Linked DNA regions of Homo sapiens: regions 1 and 2 are each linked to region 3. The links are chromatin loops, found by intact Hi-C in ENCODE. Cell type or tissue: heart left ventricle. All regions are shown on one strand. Region 1 overlaps AOPEP (aminopeptidase O (putative)). Region 2 overlaps AOPEP (aminopeptidase O (putative)). Region 3 overlaps AOPEP (aminopeptidase O (putative)).

Evidence for each region. A loop is a pair of places that touch in the nucleus more often than their neighbours do. Peaks named below come from ENCODE experiments on the same cell type or tissue, not always from the same donor. Only the 100,000 strongest peaks of a DNase experiment are listed, where the experiment ranks them.
Region 1: it touches region 3 in a loop (3-fold over the local background); 22 of 110 quality-filtered maps call a loop at or near these places.
Region 2: it touches region 3 in a loop (2.4-fold over the local background); 18 of 110 quality-filtered maps call a loop at or near these places.

Annotation. Positions count from the first base shown.
Region 1 is chr9:94,879,825-94,884,824 of GRCh38, reverse strand. All of the region lies in intron 5 of AOPEP (aminopeptidase O (putative)), which reads right to left. Among named protein-coding and RNA genes, the nearest start is that of AOPEP-AS1, 63 kb to the left of the region's middle. In heart left ventricle, no CTCF peak of the experiment used is centred here; no DNase peak of the experiment used is centred here; H3K27ac peaks cover 2,036 bases.
Region 2 is chr9:95,076,846-95,081,845 of GRCh38, reverse strand. AOPEP (aminopeptidase O (putative)) reads right to left here. Exons shown (of 17, transcript NM_001193329.3): 15 at 1,066-1,152. Among named protein-coding and RNA genes, the nearest start is that of MIR23B, 5.9 kb to the left of the region's middle. In heart left ventricle, a CTCF peak has its summit at 2,707; no DNase peak of the experiment used is centred here; H3K4me3 peaks cover 1,356 bases; H3K27ac peaks cover 4,122 bases.
Region 3 is chr9:95,002,427-95,007,426 of GRCh38, reverse strand. AOPEP (aminopeptidase O (putative)) reads right to left here. Exons shown (of 17, transcript NM_001193329.3): 12 at 2,207-2,269; 13 at 1,811-1,885. Among named protein-coding and RNA genes, the nearest start is that of AOPEP-AS1, 59 kb to the right of the region's middle. RefSeq lists silencers at 2,087-2,376, 2,467-2,656, 2,667-2,916. In heart left ventricle, no CTCF peak of the experiment used is centred here; DNase peaks (open chromatin) are centred at 2,666 and 3,226; H3K4me3 peaks cover 4,056 bases; H3K27ac peaks cover 5,000 bases.

The DNA.
Region 1 (5,000 bases), 120 kb after region 3:
TTGGCCAGGATGGTCTCGATCTCCTGACCTCGTGATCCGCCCGCCTCGGCCTCCCAAAGTGCTGGGATTACAGGCGTGAGCCACCGCGCCCGGCCAGTGCCTGATTTAAGAGCTATACATGCATTTACTCGCTTCATCTTAACAACGCTGTGAGATAGGTATGGTAGTAATATCATCCCCACTTTTTGGATGACGAAACTGAAGTTTGGGGAGGTTACGTAACTTCTATCACACAGTTAACTCGTAGCAGGTCTGGGGGTCTGGGGTTGGCACCCTGCGGTCCTGCTCCAGAGCCTGTGCACTGTGCTGTACAGCCTCTTTATATCCCAAGTCTTTCCTGGTGGTAGTGTTTCATGTTTGTGATTATGCCAAGTTAGCCTTAATGTCTATTTGGTCAGAACATCCTTACTGGCTAACAGCATCTCATTTTCAACTTTCCTAGTCTCACTGAGGTACCACAGGCCAATTCCGTACAAACTCATTCCTTAGCTGGTAGAATAGCTATCTTGGGTTTGAATTTCAAAGTCTCACGTAAGCACCCTTAATTGTTTTTTGTTAACAATTGTACCCACTGATATCAAGGAACAATCTGAGACAAAGGAAAAAGTAAACAGGGCTATTAGAAGGAATTTAATGGTTTCTTCTTCTCGCCATCTGTCTCAGAATCAGGAGGGCAAAGGCTTCGGATTGGGGCTTCTTTGTGCTGATGAGGACAGACACCCAGAGGGCAGGTCCAAGCAGCTCTCTGCCTTCCAAGGCAGGTGCGCATGAAGCAGGGATGCCCCTCGTGAAATGTCAAGGTAGAAGCAACCCATGAGGAAACTCTATCTTGGGGTCTAGTCCTGATGGATCAAGGGGTGGCCAGAAGTTTGCTCTGGGTCCCAGTTTTCAGAATATTGACGGGGATGGAGGTCCCACAATACCCACCATTCTGTGTGGTCTCCTGGCTCATCCTCTTCACATGGTCTTCAGTATGTCAGATACAATTTCTCAGATCTCTAGGTCAACCCTCAACTTATGTTTAACATTTTAAACTAACATCCTCTGCCATCAACTGAAACTGTCTCATAAGAATAAACTTATGTTAGATGAGAGAAATATATTTTTCTGATACTTAGAGGTACTTATTCTTAGAACTTTATTACTCTAATACATCATGATCTATACTGTTAAATCCAACTAAAATTTGTTCTGAGAAAGCCTTGGTATTAATACTTGCTTCCTTGAGTTCTTCAGTCTGAATTGTAACTTAACTTAGTGTGTAACAAACTGAAAACCTGAGGAGTTTCTTCTGTAACAAAAGCTGAGCCTCAGCCCATCACTCTAGCCACACTTCAACCATTGACAGGCAGCCAACTGTTCAAACTCCCTTAACATACTGGCAAAGTCAAGCTGGAACCAGTCCAGCTGTTTATGTACCTCATTTTCCTTTTTCTTTTTTTGGTCCATAAATCTTATCTGCTCATGTGGTAGCCCCAAAGTTTCTCTGAATCTGTTTTGATTCTGAAGGCTGTTCGATTTGCAAATCATTTTTTTCCTTGCTCAATTAAACTCTGTTAAATGTGTCTAAAGTTTTTCTTTCATCAGATCTGGAGTAGAAGTGAAGAGTGAAGTACAATTCCAGTGACTCCTTGGAACAGCAGGCAACGAAGCGGGGCACCTGCAGAGCCAATTGTGTGCGCTCTCTTGTTTGTAACTGGAGGTTTGTGGGTGAGTTTTCTCTCAAATCCCAAGCTCCACTGACTTGTGTTCTCAGCTCCCTGAGTTGATGTAAGCAGTATTTATACTGCACTGGGTATAGCATCAGATTGAATTTAGAAGCCCCAGACTTCAGATAAGTAACTTTTTGATAATGTGTTCATATCAATCCAAAGAATCAGAGACTGTAGCTTCTGAGACTCCAGCTAAATTTATCCGTAAAAATTATGGGTCCACAATGTACGTATTTTTGGAAAAACGGGTTAACCTTTCTGGAGACAACTTAGAATTAAGATGACCACAATAGGGAAGTTTGGTTTTTATTTTCTGTTTTTTGTTTTGCTTTGTTTTTTTGAGACGGAGTCTCGCGACGCCCAGGCTGGAATGCAATGGCACAATCTTGGCTCACTGCAACTTCCGCCTTCTGCGTTCAAGAGATTCTCCTGCCTCAGCCTCCCCAGGAGCTGGGATTACAGGCTCCCACCACCACATCCAGCTAATTTTTGTATTTTTAGTAGAGACTGGGTTTCAACATACTAGCCAGGCTGGTCTTGAACTCCTGACCTCAAGTGATCCACCTGCCTTGGCCTCCCAAAGTGCTGGGATTACAGGCGTGAGCCACCCCACCCAGCCAATAGTTAAGTTTTATTTTGGATAAGATTGTTTAGTTGGGAGGCGTATTAGAAAAAAGGGGATTTTAAAAACCCCACAAAACAATGAGATGTGTTCTTTAATTGGTATGCAAGGCATCTAAAAGGCTAAACAAATTAAAAATTGCCTCCTTAAATGATTCTTTGCAAAAAGCAAGCAAACATTTTAAACAACAGACTAAGAACATGACGAAAGAGGACTGTACTCTGAAATAACCCTGTTTCCTCTCTTTACCCATCTCTACCTAAATAATTTGCTCCACTAATCTTCTAGTCAAATTACCCTTTCACCCTTTAAAGATGACGAAAAAAGAGAAGTTGGACAGATGTCTTACAAAGTAAGAGCTTGTGATCAGCCAGGCCTTCCCGCCATAACCACCTTCACTCCATGTTCTAAAGCTGAGCTTAGAGCCATAGTAAAGGACTCCCTAGCCCAAGGGGAAGTCCTCAAAAATTTACTCATAAGAGCTTACAATCCAGGACTCCCTGACCTTTACCAGTTTATTCACATGATACTGGGACCTGTGGAAGCTTGAAAATGAGTGACAGCTGCAGAATGGAGCCAACCTGAGGAGGGTATTAAAGACCCCTCCAAAACCCCCTCACAGGAATGGCTGAAATAAGCTAGAAACATTGCCAAAATCATTTTAGATTCAATTCCTAAGATTTTTCCACACAAAAAAATTGACTGGTCCACCATACAGACAAAAGAAGTTTCGGACGACAGAACTCACTTAGAAACACTGCTTGTGAAGCATTTGGGGCTCAAAATAACAGCAAGGAATATTTCCTGCAGGAACTGCATCAACTACTCTATTTATAAATGGACTCTGTCCCAAACTTAGCAGTTTAATTAAAAAAACATAAACCTGGATGGGAAGTTACAGACATGACTGAATTGGTGGCCTTAGCTGAACATTTTGAGAGGACTCTGGAGCAAGAAAAAACCCAAAAGACTACCAAGCTTATGTCTCACCAATTACAACAGTTACAGGGGCTGAGACCAAAGGAACCTTCTTTTTTATTTTAAATCACAACCAAGAGATAGATCCTAGAACAAGAAATTCTTTTCCCCGAGATGTCTGCCTTCCTTGCAAATAAGCAGGACACTGGAAAAGAGTTGTCTGCTTCTCTGTTAGTCTACCAATAAGCCTCCTCCCATTAGGCCACACTGTTTCACCACTAAAGGAAGCCTAAGACAGATCCTGTGTCTTAAAAAAAAAAAAAAAATAGAAGCAGCAGCAGCCACCAAGTTGCTACAAGTTTCATCTGAGCTGGTTTTAGGGAATGAACTTAATTTGCAAATTCCACATGCTGTGGAAAGTCTATTAAATTCCAACCAAGCTCAGCATTTTTCAGCAAGAAAACTAACATCTTATGATCTTATGAAATTTTCTCCTGCCTCCTTCTGACCTCCATCTAAAATGCTACTCCATCTAAAACCTACTTAACCCTGCTACTCCATTACCTCTGACTGACTGTGGTAAAGATCACAATTGTGTAGGTGTAGTATCCAAACTAGTAGCCCCTTGTGTTGATTTATGAGATGCTCCATTGGATAATCCTGAGTTGATACTTTTTGTTCGTGGGTCCTATGCCAAAGTCTCAGAAGGAAAATATCAGGCAGGGTATGTTGTTACTGCCCAAAATGAGTTAATAGAGAAGGGAACTCTTCCTCAATTTAAGTCCGCTCAGCTGGCAGAGCTTTTTGCTCCCACCCAAGCTTGTCATATAGTTAAGGACACGTCAGTAAATATTTAAAAAGATAGCAGATATGCTTTTAGAGTAGTACACAATTTTGGCACATTATGGAAACAATGGGACCAGGTGCGATGGCTCATGCCTGTAATCCCAACACTTTGGGATGCCAAGGCAGGCAGACTGCTTGAGCCCAGAAGTTCAAAACCAGCCTGGGCAACATGGCAAAACCCCTTCTCTACAAATTATCTTGGCATGGTGACTTGCGCCTGTAGTCCCAGCTACTCTGGGGGCTGAGGTGGGAGGATGGGTTGAGCCTGGGAGGTCGACGCTGCAGTGAGCCATGGTCACGCCATGGCACTCCAGCCTGGGCAACAGAGAGAGACCCTGTCTAAAAAAAAAAAAAGAAAAGAAAAAAAGAAAAAGAAAAAGAAAAAAAAAGACAAATATGCATAATAAAAATTACATTATTAAAAAATAAACAATAGGGGTTTCTCACTTCTATTGGGACTCCAGTTAGATGAACTCCTTTCAGCTATCCTGTTAACACTGTTATCATCACAGATCGTTATGATTAAGATTGAAGATGATACCTGTAAAACTGAATCTGAATATCAAAGGAATGCCCTAGCCGATGTGCATGTTAAATCAGCTAGTGCTGACACTGTGAGAATATGCAATCTGAATGAACTCCATAAGACTGATCCAAATCAACTCCCATACGGTGATCTATTTAATAAACAGTGCAATGCATTTAATTTGGAAAAACAAAGTTGGTATCTAAAAAAATGTAAATTCAATGTTAAGCGTGGATTCACAAAGGGCCTGACAACCACTTGGTCCTTCCTGAGTCTTTAAAGCTTCCGTTGTTAAAAGGCCTGCACTCCACAACTCATCATGGAACACACAAAATGATCCAAATTATAAAAAAAATTGGTGAGGTATATGTTCCAA
Region 2 (5,000 bases), 74 kb before region 3:
AGAAGGGTCTCAAAGACATCGCAAGAGCAAAACTTCGTAGTTAAGGGTTCAAAAGTGCTTTCCCAAAAAAGTCCAGACATGGTGATCCTTATTTGTCAAAGATCACAATTCTAAATATACTGCAGTGAATTCTGGTCTTTAGAACAGACCATAAAGTTGCTCTTAAATTTTGTCCTTCTTATACTCCTGTATGTTTTTCCAGATACCTCTTGCTCTGCTGTGCAAATGTGACATTTCTTCTGGTACAAAGGCATGTACTTTTCTTTGTAGGAATAATGAGGCCTCAGGCCTCACTGGCTGGCTGTCCCCCACACTGAGACCCTATCAAAAGTCCTTTTGTTTGCCTCACTCCCACTCTCCACCCCAGCTGGAAGGCAGCTCCATGCTGTTACCCACAGTGCTTGACAGGCCACTCATTCAGAGGCAGAGGGGGTGGAGAGTGGGGAAATGGGGAAGGCGTGGGAGGCTGTGACGTGTTACAGGACACACCTGTTGGTGACCTGACACACTGCGGACATCAGAGGCGGCCAATGAAGGTCTCCCCAGATCCGCTCCCACATGCGCACTGCCTGTGAACTCCTAGGAAGGTGACTGCTGTCCCTGGTGAACAGTGAGAAAAGCTCTCACAGGAAGGAAACCCGCCTAGCACAGCACGGCAGGTGCAGGTACAGACCGAGACTGTCCCGTCGGGGCTCTCCCAGTCTGACTTGCACGTGTACTTTAAATGAGGGCCACTGAAATCAGGGATCTACCCCACGGCGTCACCAAGGGACACGCATGGCCTAGCAGGTGCTGGAGATGCCGTGAAGTGTGAGCACGCAGCATCGGATGACGTGTGGGCCACAAGGCGGCATTGAAGGTGCTCAACTCAATCCTTCAAAGACATTGAGAGAGGAAAAAAGCAGCTCAGAAAAATCAGTGTTAGGCAAGATCCCACCAGTCCTTAAGAATCTCTGTAACAGATTTAATTATTTGTTATGAAAGAGATACTGAGAACGTGGATTCCTGTGTGAAGTGCAGGGACAGCCTTTACAGAATCCCCATCTGCTGAAAGATGACACCTACCTGATCCTCCTGAAGGAACCTCTCCACACTTTTGTAGGCTTTCGTGAACTTGTGCTTAACAATGAGTTCACACCACCGATGGCGAACCTGGAGGAACAAGAGAGAGCCCAGTGAGCGACAAGCAGGCAGGCATCCCAGCCCACCGGGCCCAGTGACAGGCAGCCTCTGTATTCCGGAAAGCTGTGCTCTCAAATGGGCTGGCATTGTTGACACACTTAGTTTTACATTTTCTTTTAGTATATTTTTTTTACTTTTTATTTTCTTTGAGACAGAGACTCGCTCTGTCACCCAGGCTGGAGTGCAGTGGCACGATCTGGCTCACTGCAACCTCTGCCTCCCGGGTTCAAGCAATTCTCCTGCCTCAGCCTCCCAAGTAGCTGGGATTACAGGCACCTGCCATCATGCCCCACTAATTTTTGTAGAGACGGGGTTTCACTATGTTGGCCAGGCTGGTCTCGATCTCCTCACCTCGTGATCCGCCCGCCCCAGCCTCTCAAAGTGCTGGGATTACAGGCGTCAGCCACCGTGCAGTAAGTTTACTTTTTAAAGAAAGAAACCACAGTGCTAATTAGGGCTGTTGGTCAACTTTAGAGAGAAAAGCAGGTGTTTCTGTTGGGTGTTTCACTGTTTTAAACATGATTTTGCAAGATGACAGATACTAAACGCAAAGCATAACGGGAAATTCAATGCACATTCCGACCAGGCTGCTGGTGCTCCTTCCTCAGGGTGCTGTGAGTGAGGGTTCCCTTTCAAATCACCACTCCTTAAGTTCCTGCAGCAGATTTGACTCAGTGCTGCTGATTTGTAACAAACACAGTAAGAGGCGGAGACACTGCTCTCTAATTCCCCGAAAGAGGCAAAGCACCCTTCTGAGAGTCTGGGGAAGGAGTAAGCCCAGGACACCCCTGAAGTGGATAGTTCCTGCTGTGTATCCACAGGTGTGTAGGTTTGCACAACATTGAAAACAGACAAGCTAAAGGTGGATGCTGTTCTTTTAAAAGATACACTTTATTAAACGTTCACCTGCAGGAATTCGGAAGGAACCCCCACTCCCACCCTCTTCAAATCTCCGGACACAGTGGAAGAGTCCGATGCCAGCCCTGGCCGCCCTCTGGACACAGGCAGAACCACCTGCGCAAGGTATTCCCCACATCCCGGAGCAGGCGGCATTGCTCGGTGCTGCAGGCACATGCTCTACAAGAAGATTCACCTACCACTTGTTTTTCAGAATCCAGTCCCCTGCCTTTTTCTACTGCATCAAAGCACTCTCAGTTATACCACGTCAACCATTTTATACTCCATCACTGAACCAACATCAGCCATACATAGAAGTGATTATGTGCATTTTAGAAGAGCCTCCTTCTATCACCCCTTGTTTTTACTGACTGTGAAAGAGGGAGATACTCTATAGTAATATATTTGCAGCAATAATTAAATGTAAGCAATGTCAACATTTTGGCGAGGGCCCCTGTAAATGACATCATTATCCACTGACCTAGCCAGATCTCTCCTTTAATCTACTCTAAATAGGTTTACATGCAAACAGTTAAGATTGAAGGAGAGAAACCAATCTTTTGGAAAGAATCCTTCCCCCAGGCCACAGTGCCCTCTGAGAACGGGTGTTAACTCAGGAATTCCACTGGGCGGCCCTGGGCTCGCAGGCAGCCAGGCCCTTTGAAGTGCTGAAGTGGCATGCCTCTGGGAGGGGCTGATAGCCTCTGCCCTCAGAGCAAAAGGGAAGGAGGCTGGGACGGCAAAATCTTTCCACCTTCAACAAAATGTGCTTTCCTGTACAGCCAACAGAAATTAACGACACACTATACAAGAAAGAGTCCCTCCACCTCCCCAACAGAAAGAACAAGTGACCAGAGCTCAAAGAAGTTAGCTCACCATCCCATGCCAGAGGAAGCCGCTAGAAGAAACTGCGCCCAGCTGTGGAGAACCCAAACTGCCCGCTGGACGCCTCCGTCCCTCATCTCTCTTCCAACTCACAGCCACCTAAATGTGCCACCAAACTGCCAGGTCCACACACCAGCAGAGGTGTCATCTGCTGCGAGCTTTGTGAAGATGGGCACCAGCTCCCCAAGGCTGAAGGGCCTTGCAGGCAAGCTGGTGTGGTCTGGCGAGATGGCCACATATGGATGGGAGCGACAGCTGGGGACAGGAGCTGCTGCTCTGAGACTTAGGGAAAGAGCCTATTTTCTTAACTGCACAAAAGAAACCCTACGTGTGCCAGCTTTTAGGGAGGGTCCCGTGCGTGAGACCTGTCGGTTTCTAAGTGTTCTTTAAAGTGTTCTAACAACCAACGCTTGTCTGATCTGACCACACCACACTTTTGGCAATGACTGCTGTCACTCTAAAACTTGGAGGACATTATACAATTTAGATTTGATTGTGAGAATGGAGGGTTTCGCCTCTCCTTTTCTTTCTGTGCTTTCCTTCATCTTATTTACACACACAGAAACAACGAAGCATAAACTGGGGCTTATTTCCTAGTAGAACAAGGCCCTCGGTGGCGGCCGGAGGCAGCGGCAGCCCACAGCTGGTGCAGGTCCAGATGGCGGGTGGAAGAGGCTCTTTCACCACGGATCTGAAGTCAGTATTTCCACGTTTCTTACTGTTAGAAATAGTTTACTGTCAAGATTAATAAGAGACCCAGGCTTCTGACCCCTGGAGGCTAACAGCATCCAGGAAGGACAGACCAAGCCCAGTCTCCCACCCCCACTCCCTTTCCCACCCCATCAAGAGAAGATAAAAACAAGTCTTTTCATTATAAAGAGCTAAGTGTATGTCAATATTTCGGCGACAGGATGCTGAGAAGACATCACAGAAATGCTGCGGGAGGCTGGGCAGGCCAGATAGTTCCTGCTCACGCGCAGTCTTCACTTTTCTTCGTTCCTTTGAGAAACAAAGAAAATCCTTATTTTTATCCCCCAAACTCTCAAGGACCCACAATTCGCATGCCATTCGTCACCACAGGGAGTGGGGATGACATCAGTCTCACTTAAGCCCAGCAGTATTTCCAAAGGAGCCCTGACAGAATATCTGTCTCCAGACCACCGAGGGGCTTCAAGGTCGTGAAAGATGCTCTGCCCTCCTGCATCAAGTTCCTCCGCAGCTGAGAAAGCAGGGAAGCCCTACGGGCCAGAGAGGTGGGGCCACAGAGTTCCACAGCATGCCACCAGAGGACAGCTGTCCAGTCTAGAGGTCTGCTCTTATTTCTTAATTTATTAACGAGGGTGGTCAACGTGTCTTTCTGTAATTTCCTCAGTCAGAATAAAAATAAACAGGGACAGCGCATGCTCCCAGGACGGTGCCTGGCACCAGTGGGCACTCCTCACTGTCTCTTCTGGTCGCCAGCCACCCCGCAGCATCCTGGCGGGGCGACCGGCCTCCCTGTGGACCCGGGCAGTTGTCTTCTCTGCACGATTAGGAAGGAGTTTGCTTTTCAGAGGTGAAAGCCACACTTCCTGGCTGCCTTTCTGCTCCCACCCTGTCTGGGAGCCGGGGCAGTGCTGGAGGCTGGCCCAGGCTCCCCCAGAGCCACAGCACTGTGCTGTCCCGTGCCTAGGAAAGCAGATGCTGGCAGGAGAAACACATAACCTGGGCTCCTGGGGACAGCCAGCTGTGGCTGCCTGCCACAAAGGACACAGAGGGCCGTCTGCAGGGGAGCAGCTGTGAGGGTCAGAGGGACCTACCAAGAGATAGTGTCCCCTCCCCCTCTCCTCCCCAGGCCTGGAAGGTGGCAGGAGAAGAACCTGATCAGACCCTTCCCCAGCCACAAGGTACCTGCACTGGAGATCTGAACTTTAAATCTGAAATTATGATAAGGGCTTGGCTCCCTAGGAGACTGGACAAAGTCCAGCTGGGGATAGGGATGGGAGAAAAATGTAACTGTTTCATTTTAGACCCAATCAAATGGAGACTGATCAGCA
Region 3 (5,000 bases):
TCATTCTCCTGCAAGGTAAAATAATCAGTCCCCCCCCCACTTTCTCCCCACCCCGATTCTCAGGAGACCCAGTAGTCAGGTCATGGGTGTCACAAATACGGTTACTTCTAGGTTAGATTTTGGTAGTGACAACATCTAGTAATCCACAAAGATAATGGCTTCCCCTTCCTTTCTACAGCACATTGTGCATTTTGGTAATCTTATTTTTGGCTTAAAAATTAACAGCTGGCAGGGTGCAGTGGCTCACGCCTGTAATCCCAGCACTTTGGGACACCGAGGCGGGCAGATCACGAAGTCAGGAGATCGAGACCATCCTGGCTAACACAGTGAAACCCCGTCTCTACTAAAAATACAAAAATTAGCAGGGTGTGGTGCCATGTGCCTGTAGTTCCAGCTATTCGGGAGGCTGAGGCAGAAGAATAGCTTGAACCTGGGAGGCCGAGGCTTCAATGAGCCGAGATCACGCCACTGCACTCCAGCCTGGGTGACAGAGCAAGACTCCGTCTCAAAAAAAAAAAAAAAAAATTAACAGCAACGACACATTTTTTAAAAAATACCAAGCAAGCCATAATTCTTTTCCTTCTTTGGGTATTTTATGATCTCATTCATCACCTCACAAACATTTAAAAAAACACCTAAACCATTAAACACAACTTACCATACCATGCTGAGGTATGGTCAGAAAACTCAAGTCTGTTCCAAATCACAACTTTTTCTATTATTCTTCAACTGAAGTGACATATATGACCCTCTGTGGAAAAAGAAAAGGGGTGGGGTCCCCCTTTTCATGCACACTGAAAGTCCAGCTACAAACAACTATATTCGCAGGCTGGTTCCTTTTCCAGCTCTCTCAGAAGCTGCCCTCTGGTATCCTGACGTGCACTCTGCAGCTCTGGGATCACCTTTATTCTGATGTGCTTTGTGCACATTCTCGGACGCTGCAATGCCCATACTAAGGCAACATAGCACAGAAATTGGCAGCAATGCTATCAGCAAGAATTTGGCTTCAGAATCAAGAGTGATTCATCATACATTCTAGCAGCAGAAAAACACACCGCTATTTTAATCCCTTGCTGGTATCAAGAATCAAAAAACAGTGAAATGTAATTAAGCAAAAGCAACAAAAAAACCTATCTGCTGTAATATTTGTCAAAAAATTATTCACTTTTACGAGTTTTCCGCAAGTCACTTAGAAAACAACGGGCTACTTACCTTATTTCATGATATTACAATGACAAATCAAGTTTTAATACAAAATCAAAAGACAGGCAGTCCAAACTTCTGCAAAGTAACATACTGAAATTCTAAACTTGGGCAAACAAATTTCTCATCTGCTTTACAGTAAATAAAATTCCTCCTAGTGTTTTAAAAGTAATCCACTTCTTTCTTCTTCTCTCTCTATTTCTTAGATGACTCCAATTTAAAGTCTAGGTGAGAGAAAGTACAGCATGGAAACCTAATACTGTGGGCGATTTATTCGGAACACTTTTCATTTTTCAGAGGTACCTTAACACTGAGATAATAAACACTGCTGATCTAAAATAATAATGGAACCCACTTAAGTCCGATTGCTGTATTTAATGAGCATGAAACAAATTTCATGGGCTACTCTCTCCTAATGAGACTATATAAATGATCATTAGCCTTATCGACCAATATTTCTGTAGAATTTCCCCATATATTAAATCTATGGTTTATTATAACAAAAACTTTTTAAATTAAACACTACTCTATTGTCATGACCAGGTCCTCACGGGGCAGAAGCGGATTTACCAAGACCTGCACCGAGTACCGTCTCGGGAACCCCTACCTTTTCAAACACCTCTTCCTTCTCCCTGCGCTTCCGTTTTCGGGGTCTCCGGTTCACTCCAATCCATTTCGTGACCTGAGGTTCAAAAACCACAGCATTTCAAAGAAGGCGACAGGGTCCTGACGGCCATCCCCCAGCGCGAGAAAGCAGAGACCCCCGGCCTCGCGACCTGGTCTTCCCCGCACCTCGGGAGGCCACCCGCGCCCGCCCGCGGAACTCGCCGGGCGCCTCACCGCAGGGGCCGCGACCTTCGTCACGGCCGCTCCCCGCGCCCGAGCCGGAGCCTGGCGGGTAGTCCCCGCACCCGCGCGCCGCAGCGCAGAGCCAGGGCCTCTCGCCAGCCGCGGTCTCGCGCCGGCGCCACCGGGGCGCAGGGACCGCGCCGCCCGCACTCACCTCGGCGCGCACTTGCCGCGCAAGCCCGCACTCCGCCCCGGCGCGACGCTCCCTCTGCAGCGGCTGCGGGGGAAGAGGACACAGTCAAGTTTACCGCGGGAGCGGCCCCGGCCTCCCTGCCCCGCGCCCGCTAACTCGGCGTGCCCGCCCCGTACCTCGCCCGCGGCCGGGGAGGACGCAGCGGCGGCGCCGGAGCCCGCGCCCTGCGCCCGCCCGGGGTCCGCATCACCTCAGGCGCGGCGCGGGCGGCGGGCGCGGGGCCTGGGCGGCGGCGCGGGCGGGCGGGCGGGCACCGAGCGGGGGCGGGGCCTGCCTTAAAGGTATAGCGGCCGCGCCGCCTCCCGCAGGTCGCCCTCCCGCCCGCGCCGGCATTGTATTGTTCTCCCCACGAACGGCGTGCTCCCGCTCCCGGGCTCCGGCCGCCCCGCGCCCCCGCGCACCTTGCCCCCGCCACCCCTCCCCGGGCTCCGGCCGCCCCGCGCCCCCGCGCACCTTGCCCCCGCCACCCCTCCCCCGGCTCCGCGCCCTGCGAGCGGCTTCCCGGCAGCGAGAGGGGCCCGCGCCGCCCGCCGCAGGCTGGAGGGAGCGGTGGCGGGGAAGGAACCCCGCCCGTAGCCAGCGTAGCGCGCTCCTGGAGTCGGAAACCTGGTCCCGGTGGCTTTCGCGCAGGGAAAGTAACTTTCCTAGTGGAGTTTTCTCCGGGACCGGGTTCTACGCCCTCGAGTAGACGTTTCCCAGTGGCCCCTCGGGGCTCCGGGCAGCGGCAGGTGACCTCCCGGGGGGCGAGGCCAGGGCGCAGAGAAACCCAGCCCCGCGCTCCCGCGAGTGTGGACCCGCAGCCCTCAGACTGCCGTGGACCCCCAGAACCACTGGGTAGAATTTAAAAAGAAGGGGTCAATCTGTTTTCATAATTAGGGAGAAAGTTTACACTTACTTTATAAAAATGTGCGATACCCCAAGATTTTCCTCCACCCGCCAAAGGCCTTCTCATCCGCATCAGCAGTTGCTGGAACCCGCCTGCCGGTGAGGGCGGGCCGGGGCGGAGAGTCGGGTTGTCCTGTTGCTTGCTGGGTCTTGACCATCCCTTTAACTTTATCACATTTCTTTAAAGAAAATCTGTCTTGCCCTCTCTTTATTGCTACTCCATCCTTCTTTCAAGATCAAAAGGTTTAGATCAAAGCCAAGATCAAACTCACTACTTTAAATAGCAGCAACTTTGCCATGGAGTATTTTACACAGAGGAGCTTAATGGAGACATCAGGAATTTATCCCTTCATTCCATATTCATAACTGGACTACTTAAAATTACACGGATGATGTATGTCTATTTCCTAAAACAAACAACAAGTCTGCTCAAATGAGGGATTCTTACTGTTTCCAGGAATACAAAAAAGTTGAAATCTAGAGAGCAATATAAATAGACGTGTTAACCATTTTGCGTCATTATTATAATAGCTAAGTGCTACGAAATGTGTGCTCATTTGCTAGAGATTTTTCAATGTGTTATTATATCTTTTAGTATAGACTGTACAGCCATCATATACAATTTTTTACTGTAAAGGAAATATATATAAATAGTTAATGGTTTGGAAATCTTGCACATAGGCAGGTAAATAATTATAAATGGTGAAGTGGATTATTCTGAGCTGCTTAATTTTAAAGGGAAAGAGAACTTTAAACTCTTCAACCTTTTATGCTGCTAATAAGAGTTCCACAATCAATAGAAATCTATCTTGGCAGGCACTTCCTTTTACCCACTAGAATTTTTTTCCTTGGGAGTTCACGATCCCCAGAAACTGTGATATGAGCCATTCAATATTGATGTACTAAAACAGTGCTCTGCTTAAATACAGTTTTTCAACATACAGTCTTGGAAGAAACAAAATCCAAAATAAATTCCAATAGTCCAGTAACAGGAATAAAGACAACTATTGCAAATTAAATCTTACAGACTTATATGAAAGCTGTTGTTAACAGCTGGGTACTAGTTATTTGAAAAGTTTTTTCCCTTTGCAGTTTTTAACTGGTTGCAGTCACACACGCGCGCGCGCGCGCACACACACACACACACACACACATTCTTAATTCTATAAATCCCATTGAACCACTGGAAAGATCTTAGAAACTGAGACCTGGAAACCCTGTCTTGCTCTGCTACTGACACAGTCTCCTTTCTTCCTAGCACCCAGATCATGGATAACCTAACGGTTTCCGGCATGAGCTGAACAAAGGAAACAGCCTACTGTCACTCTGCTCTTCTAGGATTTTGCTAAGTAGGAAGCAAAAGCTGTGACCCATCCTAATTGCCTCTTGTCTCGTTTGTCCTTTGTCCCCCAACTCTCCTCCCAATTGCCATCCCAGAATCCATCCTCCACAGAGAAGCCAGAATGGTACGTCCAAAGGTAATTCAAATGATACCACTTTGCTTCACTGAGAATGCTTTTCCATCTCTTCTTTGCGTGGTAGCCCACTTATCCTCTAGTTCTGGGTTTAAGCAGCGCTTTTGCAGAAAGGTCTTTCCTTACTCCCCAGTCCAAATTATGTCACTCCACTATACTTTCTAATAACATTCTGTTTATTTCCTTTAGAGTGATTCTTAGAGCAGTTTTAAGTTTATAGAAAAACTGAGCAGAAAGCAGAGTTCCCATATTTGTACCCACTCACCAGCTTCCCCATATTTAACATATTGCATTAGTATATTTATTATAACTGAGGAACCAATATTGATACATTATTATTCACTAAAGTCAAATTTACATTAGGGCTCACTCTGTGATGTTCAGTTATTATAGCT